Linked DNA regions of Homo sapiens: region 2 is linked to region 1. A link is a loop called in an ENCODE intact Hi-C map of the cell type or tissue named here. Cell type or tissue: mammary epithelial cell. All regions are shown on one strand. Links, peaks and the distances in the headings refer to the core of each region. The heading gives the core; the rest is flanking DNA.

What was found. Peaks named below come from ENCODE experiments on the same cell type or tissue, not always from the same donor. Only the 100,000 strongest peaks of a DNase experiment are listed, where the experiment ranks them.
Region 2: it touches region 1 in a loop (9-fold over the local background); 4 of 110 quality-filtered maps call a loop at or near these places.

Annotation. Positions count from the first base shown.
Region 1 is chr7:155,594,420-155,603,352 of GRCh38, forward strand. No RefSeq gene overlaps it. Among named protein-coding and RNA genes, the nearest start is that of RBM33-DT, 46 kb to the right of the region's middle. RefSeq lists an enhancer at 1-617 and a silencer at 4,396-4,690. In mammary epithelial cell, for the core only: a CTCF peak has its summit at 4,503 (motif pointing right); no DNase peak of the experiment used is centred there; H3K27me3 peaks cover 66 bases.
Region 2 is chr7:155,697,469-155,706,401 of GRCh38, forward strand. RBM33 (RNA binding motif protein 33) reads left to right here. Exons shown (of 18, transcript NM_053043.3): 6 at 3,305-3,476. Among named protein-coding and RNA genes, the nearest start is that of RBM33, 57 kb to the left of the region's middle. In mammary epithelial cell, for the core only: a CTCF peak has its summit at 4,939 (motif pointing left); a DNase peak (open chromatin) is centred at 5,333.

The sequences.
Region 1 (8,933 bases), core at 2,512-7,511:
CACCCAGACCAGCAGTGCCCAGACCAGCTGCTGCACCTAGATCAGCTGCTGTATCCATACCAGCTGCTATACCCAGACCAGCAGTGCCCAGGCCAGCAGCACCCAGACCAGCTGCTGTACCCAGACCAACTGTGCCCAGATCAGCTGCTGCACCCAGACCAGCTACACCCAGACCAGCTGCACCCAGGTCAGCTGCACCCAGACCAACTGCAGGAGCACCCCAGGGCTGGGCCCCTGCACAAGCATTTTCAAAGCTCCCAGGAGACTCTGCTGTGAGCCAGGTTGAGACCCTCAACCCAAGACATCCTTATTGTGCCAGGCTTAGGATGTCCACTCCTTCTTCAGCTAGTGCCCTCACCTTTGTTGTTCCACAGTCAGGCCACAGTGCCCACAACTGTTTAGATTAAAATGGAGACCACTTCCCTTTACGTTTCACCATGAATCCCTCTCCCCCACAAAAGCTGTAATCCAGCAAACAGGTGGAGAATAGCGTGCTCAAAGACTAAACTAAATGGGAGAGATCAGGTTTAAATTAACATCTGGGATGGCTGAAAGGGAAGGGAAATCACACAGAGGCAGGAGGGGAAGGAGGAAGGCATGGAGAACAGTGGATACGCCCCCACCGGAGGGAGAGGGTGTTGTTTCCATCCACTCCCAGTTCCCTTTACCTGACTGAATGTTGTAACTACAGATTTCCTATGTTGAAACCCTAACCCCCAAGATGAAAGTATTTGGAGGTGGGGCCTTTGGGAGGTGATGAGATCATGAGGGTGGAACCCTCGGAGCCTTTCCACCACTGAGGTCAGAGCAGAAAGATGACCCTCTGCAACTTGGAATAGGGCCCTCCCCAGAACCTGGCCACACTGTGCTGGCACCCTGGCCTCAGACTTGCAGCCTCAATAAATGCCTGTTGTTTATCAGCCACCCAGCCTGATACATTCTTCCAGCAACTCAAACAAACTGAGACATGAAAGCAGTGTTGTCCGTCTGGGGTAGTATCTGAGGTTCATTGCCTCATGCCAAGGAAATCAAGGACATGCACACACAAGGAGTGAGGTTAAGAGCGAAAGTTTAAGAGGCGAAAGAAAGAGAAAAGCACTCTCCTGAAGAGACAGAGGGTCCCAAGTGGGCCTTCTGGTCTGAGGTGAAGTGCACGAGGTTTTATAAATGAGCTCGAGGCAGCACTGTCTGATGTACATAAAGCACAAAAGCTTGGTCGCATCAGGTGTGCCATGTGCATAGCACGCAAAGAACTGGTTAGGACTAGGTGTGCCATTTGCATAGTTCATGAAGAAGCTGGCCACCCCAGTCTTATTTTTTATTTTATTTTATTTTTTTGAGACAATCTCACTCTGTCACCCAGGCTGGAGTACAGTGGGTGCCATCTCAGCTCACTGCAGCCTCCGCCTCCCAGGGTCAAGCGATTCTCCTTCCTCAGCCTCCCAAGTAGCTGGGATTACAGGTGCCACCACCACGCCTGACTAATTTTTGCACTTTTAGTAGAGATGGGTTTTCACCATGTTGGCCAGGCTGGTCTCGAACTCCCTGACCTCATGAACCAACTTCCTCGGTCTCCCAAAGTGCTGGGATTACAGGCATGAGCCACTGCACCTGGTCTGCCACCCTAATCTTTTATTATGCAGGTGGGTTCTCTACCTGGCTGGCGCCATGTTGCCGGCCTCGTTACTGTACAAGTGATGACAAAGGAAAGGGAAGATGGCGCCTCCATGCTGAACATGCCCAGCCCTCAGGTAGCCCTTTTCTGTTGGCCCAGCTGCCGGCATTCACCCATGCAAACTTCCAGCTTGCTTATCTGTGTTTGCAGCTCGATTTTTCAGGCTTCTCTTTGTTAGAAAAGCAATGATTTGGGGACTGCTTCTTTTTAAAAGGGAAACCTTGCCGAGGACTCCTTTACCCTCACTATCTACCTAAATTAATTTCTTTCTAGCTCCTGTATCAGCATCCCCAGGCCTCCCTCCCTTTCACCTGGTCCCTGTCCCGCTCCACCCGGACACTCACAATTGGCACCAATTTCCTTGATTGCAGAGATGCCTGGGAGCCCCAGAGCAACCTGTACCTGGACCCCAAAAACCACAGAACCTAGGAGGGGGAGCAAAGAAACGATTAATTATCAAAAATAAATTGCACACATTAAAATGATGGTCACAGGAGGGCAGAGAAGTCAAGAATTTAGGCTTTACATTTTAAAACCACAGTTTTCTGACTCCAAAACATCTGGTTTTGCAACTGAGGAACATGGGAAAATGCCTAGTCTCTCTCCAGGGAATCCCACATCCAGCTATTTTATTTGTTTCAAAGCATTTTCATCAGATTTTAAAGATGGTTTACTGCCTGAAGATGAAAGGAATGCTTGTCGGAGTAATTTTTCATAGTTCTGCTCTTTCATCTAACTAGATCAAGAAACTAAGCAGGTGTTTAGGAAAACGGCTGCATTTTGTACCTGTGGGAGCTTCAAAAAGCAATGGAGATGCAAAACGGTTCTAAAATTATCCAGACACATTTTGCATCTAGAAATATGTGCATATTCATTTACCTTCAAATTCCTAAAATGATGCCTTCTGAAGTTGCCACAGTTTTCCCTTCTGTTTGCAGTGTTGATGCCTCATCTCCAGAAGGTGGGGAACGTTTTGTTTTGGTTTGGTTTTGGTTTTTTTAGACGGAGTCTCGCTCTGTCACCCAGGCTGGAGTGCAGTGGCGCGATCTCGGCTCACTGCAACCTCTGCCTCCCAGGTTCAAGTGATTCTCCCACCTCAGCCTCCCAAGTAGCTGGGACTACAGGCACATGTCACCACGCCCAGCTAATATGTTGTATTTTTAGTAGAGACGGGGTTTCACCGTTTTAGCCAGGATGGTCTCCATCTCCTGACCTCATGATTGGCCTCCCGCCTTGGCCTCCCAAAGTGCTGGGATTACAGGCATGAGCCATCTGCCTGACCTGGAAGGTGAGGAATGTTCTTTTTGCTGCCCAAAGCAGGCAGGATTCCTGAGACTTACTCATCGGCCAAAAATATTCCTCAACTGCAAATCTCTTAAAGGCCACCTGGATCACCTTAGTCCCAAGCCTCACCCAACTGGACACATCACACAAGCATCTACCAACAGGGTGTCTAGCTTTGGAGTTCTTCCGAACCACAGCAGCAAGCTCATGAATGCCTCCTCAGCACTGAGCAGCTGGGGGGTGTCTGTGCTGAACATCCTGTGTCTCCGTGTCCCATCCAAGCTGTCTGGGGTTGGCCCCTATGAGAAGGGCTCCTCACTCATTAAAAACACGTAAACATGGCAATGTGGGGTGGAGAGTGACAGCCCAGGCCTACGTTGAGGTTTGGTTCCCAAAGCTCATTTTGATTTTGTTTTCTTTCCTAATAGCCATTTGATGGACTGAGAGCTCCTAATGAGAACACAAACTTAGACTAAATAAACTACTAAGTTGAGAACTTGGATCTACAAGCAGGCATATCTTTCTAAACTGTGAATCATTAACTGGGTCTCAGACTGGCCTTGCCAAGTGTACTGCATTTTTGAAGTGGCCTAAATGGGCTTGTTCTGCTCCCATAGATCAGTCCTCATGCTTTCCCAGCAGGAAATTGATTGTGAAAGAAAATCTTCTGACTAGAAAGGAAAAGAAAAATGTGCATCTTTCATCAAATACTAAAAGGTATTTGATGATTCATATTTCAGTTTGAAACTGACTTGCAGATGCGTCTCCTTTTACTTTCACCATTTAACCCATGCAAAATTTGCATCTAAGAATAATAAAGATTGATAAGATCTTGCATTTCAAAGTAGGTTTAAGATACTGGTGTTTCTGCACCCCCCAAAATGAATGATGTTATGAACAATGTGTTAACCCAATTATTTTAAGTGAATAAAAGATATTTGAAAGAAATAGGAAGCATATTTTCCCAAACAGAAGAATTCCTTTGTAATGCAATTAATCAAGTGCTACTTTTAAGTTATTCACCTTATGAATTCGAGTTTTGAAAATCTGATTTTTCTAAAGCAGAATATACCTACCCAGCCTGGTTTGAATTTCCTATCCCCTGCCCCTGATTTCCCTTTGAACAGACGAAACAAAGAAAGTCTGCAACCTTCAATGCGATGGCTTCCCGAAGGAGTTCCAGTTACTCAAGCATTCTCTAAAATCCTATACCAACTCTGCTGTTCAAGGACCTTTTATATAACGTCAACAAGATCTCTAGCTTTTCCTTATCATCATCACCACCATCACCATCACCAGCTCCACCACCATCAAAGTTGTTGCAGAGCCAATATGGGAGCATCAAACTGCAAATCTGGATTGTTCCGGAGCATTTGTTCAATTTTGAGTGAATTAACAGGCCATATTTAACAACATATGCTCATATTACATATTCTCCAGAAATATAAAACAGGCTTAAACCCTCAGTCATCATTTCAGCCCCATATTCTAAAACTGGTCCTTTCTCAGGAGCCGTTCACACGCAGTGCCGAGGACGGCCAGCAGATGGCAGCACCAAGGCTCAGAAAGAGCAGAAACCAAGCGGGAGCTCAAGGAGCGTTCAATGCCCACCGTGATATCGTCAGGACACCTAAGAAAGGCAAATGATGTTCTCTCTTCGTTATTTTCTTTCTAAACACATTTGACAACCCACCTTTTATTAACACGTCTGCATCCTCTGAGACAATGCTTTTGCACCACCACGCTCCTGCAGCGCAAGGTCTCAATCAGGGATTAAGAAAGCTAAGATCCTATATAAAGAATATTTATGGCTTAATTGTCTTGAAAGCTTGGCATGGTAATTGAAGAATTCAAAGGTCAAAAAATCTACTTTGTCTTTCTTATTTTTCAGAAAATCAAGAAGCCAACAACGCCAAGATTGATGGAAATACATTTTCCTTGTCTCTTCCGCACGTTATACTAAGTGGTAATGTCAAACTGCCAGGACTTTCTGATGTTTTCTCTCTAAAGGTGAATATGCCTGAGTGTGCCCCGATAGAGATGCTCACTTATAAGTAAAAGGAAAAGCAGAGAAATCGCAAAATAGGTCATCACAAAGGATAGTAAACATTGGAAAAAATGTTTAACCTCAATAGCAATCAAATCCAAAAAAAAAAAAAACCCACCGAGATGTCATGATTCACTATCAAATTATTGCACATCAAAATGTATTAATAATGAGTCCTACATGAGAGAAAATAAATTGATCCAAACTTTCTGGAGGGAATTGGAGCCAGAGACTCAGGAGCTTTAAAAATATTCATAGTCTTTGACTTATTAGCAACCGTCTTGGGACTCTAACCCAAGAAAAAAATCTAAAATCCAAAATATGGAGTCAAGATTTTTCACTCCAACAGTACGTGTAACAGTAAAACACAGGACACATTCTAAATATTGCAACAGAATAGTAACTCAATTATAAAGTATTTATATGACTGCTTATGTTTAGTCAATAAAATAATGCCCATACATACTTTCAGAGCTAAGCATCTGAAAGGATATAGGCAAGCTGTCTCTACATAGTAGGATTAATGATATTTCATGCTATTCTTTTGCTCATCTATGTTTTTAAGTTTTATGCAACAAACTTGTTTTAGGAGGAAGAAAACCATTAAAAGAGACTTCATTTAAAAAACCAATTTACTGACAGTGTATGAGCAAGTATTTCTAATAAAGTATTAAGTGGATAAAAGGGAGATACAAATTCTATGTACAGTGTGGTCTGAACTATGTGAAACATACACTGTACATAAAAGAGGGAGATAAACTGAAAGAGGTTCTCACTTATGGCTGGGCTCTGGGTAATTTTATTACTTTCTCCATTTTATGTTTTCTACAATGAGCCTACATTACATTTTATATCAGAAAATAATAATTTTAATCAAAATTTGAACTGTGATCCATAATAAAAATTAACTCAAAATAGATCATTCATACTTAAATGTAAAACGTAAAATCATAAAACTTCTTGAAGGAAACATAGAAGAAAGTCTTGGCAACCTTGGGTTAGACAAAGATTACTCAGGACACTAAAAATACAACCCACACAAGAAATTGAAAAACTGGACTTCATCGGAATTTAAAACTTCTGCTTTTTTGAAAGACACTTAGGAATATGAACAGACAAGCCAGGGACTGGAAGGAAATAATTTGCAAAGCACAGAACTGATAAGGACTTGTATTCACTTTATAAAAAGAATCGTCAAAACTTGATCATAAGAAAAACCAATTTAAAAAATGGGCAGAAGGTTCAAACAGACATGTCACCAAAGAGGGTATATTATATGGAGGGCAATGGCGCTCCTGGAAGAGCTCAATACCCCAGTCACCATTTGGGAAAAGCAAATTGAGCCATAATGAAATACTACAACCCATCTCTTAAAATGGCTTTTTTTTTTTTTTTTGGAGTCTCACTCTGTTGCCCAGGCTGGAATGCAGTGGCACGATCTCGGCTCACGGCAATCTCCGCCTCCTGTGTTCAAGCAGTTCTTCTGCCTCAGCCTCCCGAGTAGCTGGGACTACAGGCACATGTCGCCATGCCAGGGTTTTTTTTGGATTTTAGTAGAGACAGGGTTTCACCTTGTTGCCCAGGCTGGTCTCGAACTCCTGAGATCACGCAATCCGCCCGCCTTGGCCTCCCAAAGTGCTGGGATTACAGATGTGAGCCACCGCGCCCGGGCTAAATTATTTTTTAAACCTGGCAATACCAAGTACTGACAGGGATTTAGAGCAGCTTCTGCCACGTTCTGCTGGTGCAAGTGCAAAACGGCACAGGCACCTTGGAAACCGACTGGCGTCTTTTTATAGGTAAACATAAGCTTCCTTACTACCCACAAATTTCACTGCTCCTATTCACCCAAGAAAAATGAAAACTTAGGTCCACACGAAAGCCATATGCAAAGGTTTCTTTCTTATTTCTTATTTCTTTCTTTCTTTTGAGACCGAGTCTCCCTCTGTCACCCAGGCTGGAGTGAAGTGGCACGATCTCGGCTCACTGCAAAATTTGCCTCTCAGGTTCAAGTGATTCTCGTGCTTCAGCAACGCAGGGCTGTTGTCTGAATCTAGGTGTGGATTTTTGGAAACAAGGCCAATTAGGTCACTAATTAATTTCATTCAGTAGCCCAAGCAGAGGTTCCAGTCAATCAGATTTAAAACTTACTTTTAACACATACCTCTGTTCCATTAATTTTCATTTCAGGTCTCCCACATGGAGAAGAAAAGCATGCCTTTAACTTGTTATTTGAGGATCTTTTTAAGGCTTTGTTGCTGCCCTAAGGAAGAAAAGGAATTCTCCTTCTCCTTTATCCCCAGCGTCCCAGGAAGGAGCCGGGGAGTAGAATGACAGCAATATTGGAAATTACTTTCCATCTGAAGTGATTCGGTACAAGCAATGGCCCTTTCTGTGTACAGACAACAGAATATACAGAGCTCTGTGAAAAGATTGAAAGGAATTGCATTTTTTAAAAAATGCTGCTCAATTTTGCATTCTCAGAAAGCCTCTGCTTCCCTAAACTCTGGGTTTCCCTTTTTACTATGCCATTAATGATGAGCTGAAGTACCAATCGCTCTCCCAACAAACTTCCAAGCAACTCTAGCACAGTCGCCTTCTTTTTCTTCAAACTGTGACTTCCAAGGACTTTCACACTTCGCCTGGTGACATGGAACACGCATGCTATACACATAGGGAACAAAGTTTCATGAGAAAACACTTGAGCTGGGCGCAGTGTTTTCCGCTAGTTTTCATGCTGTTCTATACAGCACGTTTCATTTATCAATTTGCTGGTCGAGACCCTCTAAAAATTCGATCCCTCACAAAGAAGTAGAGTGACCGATGATGTGAAAAACACAACCCGGTGAGCCCGGCCGCACGACGCTTCACAGGAAAACACAACCCGGTGAGCCCGGCCGCACAACGCTTCAGAGCCTCATTACCGGCTGTGGCTCGCTGAGGCCACGGGCTTCCGGCAGCCAGTGGTAGCCGGCGGCTCTCCTGACCGCACTGCTACTTCGCATTATTCTGTTCATGGCCTTCAGTGTGATTCAAACCGCTGTTTCTTTAAAATAAAAAATAATCTGGCTGGGCGCGGTGGCTCATGCCTATAATTCCAGCACTTTGGGAGTCTGAGGCAGGTGGATCACCTGAGGTCAGGAGTTCGAGACTAGCCTGGCCAACATGTTGAAACCCCATCTCTACTAAAAATACAAAACATTAGCTGAGGAGGCTACTTGGGAGGCTGAGGCAGGAGAATCGCTTGCACCCGGGAGGAGGAGGTTGCAGTGAGCCGAGATCACACCATTGCACTCCAGCCTGAGCAACAAGAGTGAAACTCCGTCTCAAAAAAAAAATCTTATTTTTCTCATCATTAGACCAAAAAAAAAAAAAAAACCTGCAACTAGGTCAAATCAAATCAAGTAGGAATTCATCAAGGGGATGGGTTTTGTAAGTTTCCACTGACTGCACAGAGCAGGTCTGGGCTCCCCTGCACTTCCTCCCTTCTGTCTGGGAAGCCCCAGGTGAGGCTGCGCTCGGGTGGCTTGAGTCTCCCGGCCCCTGGGAGAGTTGCCCCCAAGGCTCAAGTCTGGAAGCAGCCCTCCAGGATGCCCACGCTGGTGCTCCACACTCGGGAACCCCCAGGAGCTCCACGGACTCAATTCTCAGGCAATGGTGATTTCAAAATTCCCCAAGTTGAGGCTTTCCTTGACTGACAGAGGCACGTTCTTGCTGCCTCCTGGCACTTCCTGCTTCCTGGGGGAGGGAAATACATGTCCTCCTGCCCTCCACTCTCCAGAGACCACCCCTGGTGATTTGGATGTTTTCTGAGGGACACCTTTAAAGTGTGGGTTAAAATTCCAGTAGCTGTCTCTCTTCTACCTTCTTTTGAAGACGTTATCTCCCAGCTTGTTTCTTCGCATTCAAGCAGGGCACGTGGCCTGC
Region 2 (8,933 bases), core at 1,860-6,859, 100 kb after region 1:
ATTTTTATTTGATGATGTATCAATAATTCTATCAATAAGCATTAAAAACTTAGTGAGCTTTTTGTAAGCAATGTTTTCTCTTTTGCACTCTCTCTCTCTCTATATATATAGATTTGTGTGTGTGTGTGTGTGGTGTATGTGTTTCAGAGAACTACCCATTGTTTCTGTTTAGATTTTGGGATAGAATATTGAATTTTCTTTCAGAACACTGAGATCATACTTTCATTTCAGAATTAGCTGGAGAACTTCAAAATATATACAAGTCTGAGTATTTTTCCCTCTTTGCTTTTCCAGTTCTTTCTACATTTACGAAATAAAGCCTAAGTGGACCTCTCTGTTTTTTTAAGTACTTTGATGGTGATTTTCATATGCAGTCTGTATTAAGGATTAAAAATAAATCTTTCAGGTTTTCACAATAAATCAGTAACTAAAAATCAAACCTTTGACTATTTTTGTCAATGTCTATAGTGAAATGAAAGATTTACATGCACATTTAAATGTTTACACAACATAATCTTAGGATAGTTTGATTTTTATGTTGTAGCAGCACACTACCCATCAGTGGAATGTAGCTTGTCAATGGCATGCTAGGTAATATTTGTTAAAAATTATACAGAAGGCCAGGCGTGGTGGCTCAGGCCTGTAATCCCAGCACTCTGGGAGGCCGAGGTCGGTAGATCACGAGGTCAGGATTTTGAGACCAGCCTGACCAACATGGTGATACCCCGTCTCTACTAAAAATACAAAAATTAGCCTGGCGTGGTGGTGGACGCCTGTGATCTCAGCTACTCGGGAGGCTGAAGCAGGAGAATTGCTTGAACCTGGGAGGCAGAGGTTGTCGTGAGCTGAGATCGCACCACTGCACTCCAGCCTGGGCAACAGAGCAAGACTCCATCTCAGGGAAAAAAAAAAATTATACAGGAGGTCAACGTTTTGGTAGACAGGTTAGTTTTCTAAACCATATGGTGAAGGGGGATGGATTTTTTAAGCCCCATATTTAGAATAAGAGGCTGAAGAATTAAGTCTAGCTTAGTGGATGTTGTCAAATGGGCTGCAGTTAAGCAAGTGCTATCAGCCGTGTTTGGTGGTTTGTCAGGTTAGTTTCCCTAATCTTTGATGTAGTTCAAGGATTAACTGAGCCCCAAGATTTGGACCAGAAGTTTGCATTCTAGGATGGTTCCATCACTCAAAAATATTCCTTGTGCTATCCTTTTGTGGCCATACCTTTCCTTCTTTCCTAACCACTGGTTACCAGTGTAATTTTGTTCCTTGGAGAATATCATATAAATGGAATCATTGCAGTGTATAACCCTTTGAGATTGACTTGTTTTACTCAGTATAATGATGCCTTTATGGTTTTATCCCTGTTATGTCAATAGACCTATTGCGAAGTAGCATTCTGTGGTTTGGATGTACAAGAGTTTATCCATTCATTCATTGAAGGACATTTAAGTGTTTCCAGTTGTAGTGATCCTGAATAGAATAAACATTTTCCTATAGGTCTATTTGAACATAAGGTATCATTTCTCTAGGGTAAATATCTAGGAAGAAACAATTTTCAACTCATCTTTATCCTCTTTAGATTTCTTAGATGGAGATTTGGATGCAGAATAAGCTATATTAATTTCCGTGCTGTCTTGTTTTACATTAAACTTGTTTGGAAAGTCTTTGAACTGTGCTTACAGTTGTTAATAGTTGAATTGAAGATGACTTTGTAGAATCTTTGCTTTGTTGGTAGTGATTTCTTTTCCTCCCTTTTGGACTTGCTACTCTACTCAGTGTAGTCTGTGGACCTGAAATGTTGGCGTCACCTGGGAGCTTGTTAGAAATGCAGAACCCCAGGCCCCATCCTGAATCGGCTGAGTCAGAATCTGCTTTTCAACATGATTCCCACTGATGACTGGGCATTGAATTGGAGAAGTGCTGCTCTAGAGCATCATGGGAGCGGAGAATAGACGTCCTAAGGAAGCTGGCTTTGGTTCTGTTGGGAAGTGTGGTGCAGCACGTACCTTGCAGGCATCCATTCTGATTTCAAACACTCAGTAGTACAGAAATAACGGTATCAAACCAGCAAAAATCCTGAGATTTTGGTACTTTAAAATTCTACGGTATGCTGGACGTCAGCATACTGAGTGGGGGTATTGTAATTGTCAGGCTTAAGGTGAAAGTTGTAGTTTACTGTCATCTCCTGCTGTTCAGGCATTTGCTCTCCGAAAGATCTTTTTCCACTGGGAGGATTTATAGTAGAGTGTGCATTTGTAGTTGGTCTTTTTACACAGAAAATACTGAAAAAGGCAAGAATATAAAATGATTGTGTCATTGGTTTGTTTTCATTTTTTTCTTGTGCATTTTCTAATAAAGTTCACTGTTACTTCTATTAAGAGTAAATAACATTTACATATTACAAATCATGAGACTAAAGGAGCAAATATATTCTCCTTACATTGATAAAAAGTATCTAAATTAACCTTGCTCTCTGTAGGTACTTATTTTATGTCTAAGAGTGGGTCACAGAGACTGATCTGAGGTGAGAGGTGATTCTTTCACTAGGAACATGAGTGATACTTGGCAGTAAGAATTGTCCACAAAGAAATTACTTTTAATTTGGGCTGGGGTTAGGGAAAATTTTTGTAGGGAATACTGATATAATAAAATTTCAGATAAAAGCTGGTTTTAGTGTGACGACATGACTGAAGAAAAAAAGTTTCTCCTTTTCAATAGTCTCAGTCAAAGATAGTGATAAATTAACTCTAGACAGTGAGATTGAAGTAAAAAGGAGTGAGAAATGATGAAAGGATTTTGGAGGCTACATCAGTAGAACGGCACATTTGGACTGCTTGTCTGGCAGTGAAGGGGAAGGTAGGTGGGGTCAGAGTTATAAAATGTTGAGCCTTTAAGTTACAATAAACTCATAGAACTTTAGTGTTAGTTTAATTAATACATTGAATTTCACTATGATCTGTATTAAACTCAAAGCAATAAGTCCAGCAGGAATTTTTGGAATTTGTTTATTTTCAGACGTGTAAGCAGCAATGATGTGTAGGACTTTGTCTATTAATTGCAAGCAAGAATTTGACCTTTTTTTTTTTTTTTTTTTTTTTTTTTTTGAACATTAACTGTTAATGTTTAAGGTTATTTTCTCCTGGAGTCAGCTTAGGGTTTCATGTGGCCTTTTAACAGGACATTTTGCAGTATTTTTTACATCTGAAATATAAACAATTAAATATTTTAGCATTCTTTAATATTTAATTCAAAAGAATATGAACTTACTGTCCTTTTTTTGCCTTGTGTATCTGCAATATAGGGAGGTATGGAAACATTGGAACTTCAAAAGGACATCAAAGAAGAATCAGATGAAGAAGAAGAAGATGATGAAGAATCTGGACGATTACGTTTCAAAACTGAAAGGAAAGAAGGAACAATTATTAGGCTCTCAGATGTAACTAGAGAGAGAAGGAACATTCCAGAAACTTTGGGTAACTTTTTTGCCTGTCTCCCATCCTCCTTTACTCTCATTTCAACTTCCTCCATAGTATTGCTGTAATTAATCAAAGTAGGCAAAGAAGGTTGACTAGGTAATTGCGGCTGCCGTCCGGAGAGTGGCCGGACTTTGGAGTGAGTGCTGTTTATGGTACTGTAAAACTCATTCTTTAAAATCATTGCTGTTTATGGATTTAAAATGCTTGAATAAAATGTTTAAGATAATTAAAAAAAATTTTTTTTTGAGTCTGTGGCCTACAGCTGCTCTTGTACATGCTGTGGTTCCTGGCTGGTCTTGAAAAGGTGGCATGGGGATGGTAGCTATGGGGCCAGGTTGACCCTTCCCAAGACCCTGAGGTTGTCAGGGCGAATTCTGGACAAGACCGGTTTATATTTTGTACCTTTTAGTGTCTTCATAGCTATATCTTTTTTTGTGTTTTCTGCAGTTCCTCTGACTTTAATGAGACAAGTTGACTCGTTTATAGAAATAATCACTCTGAGCAAAGCTTGCTGTGTGAAAGGTCTACTACAGACTGCTGCTGATTCACGGAGACTTTTAATAGCGACCCTACCCCTCATTATACAGTGTTTTTCAATGTCCACTGCAAGGAATAAAGCAGTGATTCCAAATTTGAGTGAGCGTTAGAATCTCAGAGGACTTGTTAAAACACAGATTTTGGGACCTGCTCCCAGCTTCTCTGATTGATTAGATATAGGGTAGAGCCCAAAAAAGTTGTATTTTTTTTGTTTTGTTTTTGAGACAGAGTCTCGCTTTGTTGCCTAAGCTGGAGTACAGTGGCACAATCTTGGCTCACAGCAACCACCGCCTCCCAGGTTCAACTGAGTCTTCTGCTTCAGCCTCCCGAGTAGCTGGGTCTACAGGTGCGTGCCACCACACCCGGCTAGTTTTTGTGTTTTTAGTAGAGACGGGGTTTCACCATATTGTCCAGGCTGGTCTTGAACTCCTGACCAAGTGATCCACCCGGCTCAGCCTCCGTAAGTGCTGGGATTACAGGCGTGAGCCACCGCTCTTGGCCTAGAAAGTTGTATTTCTAATGAGTTCCCATGCAATGCTGCTCCTGCACTGGTGCTTCCAGAACCACTGGGATATTGTCCTTCCAAGGAGGAGGGCAGGCAGGAGGGCAGGAGGACACAGGGGCTCTGCCTGCCATCTGGTCTTGGTCTAGATAAGAATCAAGACTTACCTTTCATGATTAATTACTTTTTAAAACCATTATTCATAGTCTTTTTTTTGTCCAAAACATGAGCCTGTATCTTTAAGTAGCAGATACGAATTCTGTGGGAGGACACTAAGCTTCAAAGATGCACAAGATAGCAGTAGTCAACCAATATTATCTTAATTTACTAGGCAAGATTGTTCAGAGAGATTCTTCTAGAATCTTTGTTCTCTTTTTCTTTGTGGTCTAGTTTACTACTACTCCATCTTGTGGCCCAAGATTTCCCTAGACTTTTTTCAAGTTATGATATGAAGTTGCCAGTTGAGCTGAAGCAGATTTCTTAGAAGCATCTTTAATTTCTAAGAAATAGAGTCTGGCATTGGCCTTAGGTGAAAGATGGAGCGAAGGTCTTAAAACAGAAGGATGAAAATAAACAAAATACATCAACAGGAGGAATTGGTAATATCACAGAACAGTCTACTTGAGCAGAGACATGTCAGTCTTGGCTTGAGATGAGATGGACAAAGGAAAGCTCTCCATACCTGGCAGAATACTAAGGAATTCTAAGGGCAACCCACAGCCACCACCTGGAAGGCATAAAGCTTCCTGAACTGGGGAGGGATGGAGGAAGAGAAGGATTAGTCATCACTACTGCTTCTTTTGTTGGGTCTTGTTATCTGGGCTGTGGCTTTGATTACATACATTTAAAACATGATGTATAAAAGCATAGTCACTGAGAACTCCCCAGGTAGCTACAAGTTCTAAGACTATTAATTCACTTGCTAGACAACATTACAAATGGGGGCTTTCCCCAACTCTGTAGTCTGCTCCCTGTGGGCTGGCTGTGGATTTCATGGCTCGTCTTTCCTCTTCTGTACCACCCTGCCCTGATTTGTGGTGCCTCTCTGCCTTTCCCACCTCCCTGGTTTCCAGCTGCGTTATCTCATCCCTGTTCATTGTCCCTCCACCCAACCACTAGTAACATCCTTGTTCTGCAGTGATGGCCAGCTTGCATGTGTGCTTAGTGTCTGTTTCAGTCCTGCATCTCCTTCTTCTCAGGACTTTTCCCTCATTTTTTTCTTTCCAAGGTCATTGACAATTTCGTGTATTTAAATAACTTGTATTAAATCTGTTTTGCTTTTTAAGGCATCTGGAAACTTTGTGTTCATGTAATTCTGGGACAAGAAGCTGGAAAGGTTGGTTTGTGGTGGGCAAGTCCTCTCCTTGGAATTATGGGGGAAGAGTATGAGACCCTTAGAGGCAGAGTAGCTATAAACATATACAGCTTGACTAGTGACCATTCTCAGAAACAATAAAAAAGCACTTAACTGGATTTTTGTAGAATGTGGTTGTTTGGCAAGATGATAGGGCAGGTGAAACCATAGTTAAAAGTACCTTTTTCTGTTCCGTATTACTTAAGAAAGCTTGGTGCTTGGAAACATGAGTTTCAGATAACTGTAAAGTTAGGATTTTTCCCAACACAAAGGAGGATTTTTCTGTCCGTCAAAAGATTGGTTTCCTAAAACAGTGAATTCTCTTGTTACCTTCAGTACCTCCCCCCAAACAAAAGATGAATTTTACATCTGAGGAAATATATATTGAAAAAGAGATAATGCCTCAGTATTTGGTAAACTAGACATTTGAATACATTTTTACACATCAGTTTATTTGTGTGCTCCTAGAGATCAAAATAAAAAAACCTGAACAGTCTCAGGTTCTGTGTAGAAATAATTATTTGATTGTGTAAAGCTGTTTGCCTACTCTGTAATGGGATTAAAATATCTTGCCACCAGAGTACCTGTTGTCTTATATGAGGTGTACTTTTTTTTTTGTTTTCGCTGATATTGTTAGTGTTGAGAACACTTCATTCTTTAAGAGGGAGAATCAAATGATGCACTGGTATCCCCAATTTCTGACTCTAAAAGTTTACATGTGAAACGAGTTCTCTTCCAATCTAGGAGGGAGTTTTGGTTACTTTTAGTCTTTTTTCACATTCACATCTCTGTGAAAAACATTCATATATATGACAGCCTCAGCAGTTAAGGAACAGTTTTATGCACAGTTGTTGATTGGTATTTTGAATGCAGGTTGGATTAGAAGTAGAATTCTGGGCTTTCATCTAGGTTAAGATCTTAATTGACTAGCTTTTTTTGCTCTATCAGGATTGTGGAAATTAAACCTTACAGAAAAAGATTTGAGTGACAGTGTTCTCGGTTTTCCCAAGGACGATACAGAACTACATACCTAGGAAATAAATTAATTCATTACATACAGAGGATGTTGTAGGGTGTAAGTGCTGAACTCCCTCCTGGAGCTCAGTTGAGCCGGGCTACAGAGTAGGCATGTGTAAGGAATGGTTCACTGTGAAAATGCCAGTCGCCATTTCTGAAGATGGTGTCACTGACCAGTGTCCCCCAATTGCCAGTCCTGCAAGTTGAGAGCTCTCTTTTCGTCTAGGAGGTGGCCCTTGGATTGCCTTAGAAAGCAATGTAAGCCATAAATGAAAGACTGCATTTATTTTAGTTAGAAAGACTGCATTTATTTTTAATTCATTATCTGTGAGTAGGCTTCCAGATTATTTTATTCCGAGTTTCATTGGCACGTGTTACATGTTCTTTTTTATTGCTGTAGCCTAAAGAACCTGCTTGTACACCCACAGAATATTCTCTTGAAATAATATCATTAATTTCAGAGGATCTGTGGGAAAGAGATTTCTCGGTAGTAACAAACAATTCAGAATTGCTAATGCCAGCAATAGCTCACTGTTCAAGGGTTTATACTTAATGGTCCTTATATTTGCAGGGCCTTTAAAATTTTCTTGATTCAGTTGTCTTTTAAAAAAAAGTCAGACTGTCATTTGTTATTTTTATTTTGCCAAACAAATTGTGTATTCTATATGTATTTCAACTATTATAAAATTATTTGCATGCAAATATATTTTTCTTAACATTTTAGAAAGGGACAGTGCAGTGTAAACTTTGTTACATTGAGGTATGTATCTCTTTAGAATCTGGACATAGTTCAGAAAACACTTAAAGGGAAATTAACATTTCAGTTGAAGTTACAAATGTAATTTCCATCCTGTCATATTTTGGTGACCTTTTGTGACAGCTTGTCTCAATTGGAGGAAAGCATTTTTACTTGCTGATTAAAGATGTCATTTGAAACCATTTTATTACTGAGGATAGTGAAATTAATCTTGACACTCAGAACCACTAGAAAAATAATTGCTGATTCACTGCGTAAAATGTGTGTGTGAACTAATCATGTAGTCAAGATTAGAATAAAAGTCTATGCTGGTTAAGAAGAGATTAAATTTTCTTTCAAATGGGGTCTAGTTTTATTTGAAGGAGAGAGGGGTACCATATAAACAATTTCAAGAAAAATGTGACTTAGAGATTTTGGAGGAGTTTGGAGATGATGATGGGATCCAAGGTAGAAGGTAGACTCTGGTAATATTGAAAGCGTACCCTTGGCTGGGGAAGAAGGCAGGAGAAGGTGTCTTGGTATAATGTACTCAGTGACATTTTTAGAAAATGTGGTGTAAGATCTGTTGTCCCAATTTAGCTAGTGTTGTAAAAGGACCATATGTGGCTAAATCATTTTCGTTTCCCTTTAGGAACCTAGAAGAATGTGGCATCTGAAGTTTCTTAGGGCCAGTGCCCATGTTTTCTGTATCCCTAAAGCATTGGGCAGAGCAGTGAGCAGCTGCTGGACACTCCACACGTGTTTGCATGAGTGTTTTCTCATGTGACTTTGCTCTCATTTGATTTGGCTTCTCTGTCAGTCTGCATGCATATGAGAAGGCTTCACAGTAAAGTTTTAAGAAAATAAATACAAAAAATTGAAATGATATGTATTAAATTGAGCTTTTTATTCTTTATGAAATCACCTTGACTTCGGAATGAGTTCATTAATAGTTTTGTTTTTAAGTGAGAATGATCGGGAATTTGTGTTCTTGCGTCTATGTGCCATCGTATGCTATTAATAGCTCTACTGGCTTCAGTAAGAAAATCATACTGCTGTAGGACTGGTAGAACTTCTGACTGATGTCATGCACCATCAGTAAAAGGTGTGACTGCAGGCTGGGCGCGGTGGCTCACGCCTGTAATCCTAGCACTTTGGGAGGCTGAGGCGGATGGATTGCCTGAACTCGGGAGTTCGGGACCAGCCTGGGCAACATGGTGAAACCCCGTCTCTATTAAAATGCAAAAAAATCAGCCGGCGTGGCGGTGTGCACCTGTGTAGTCCCAGCTACTTGGGAGGCTGAGGCAG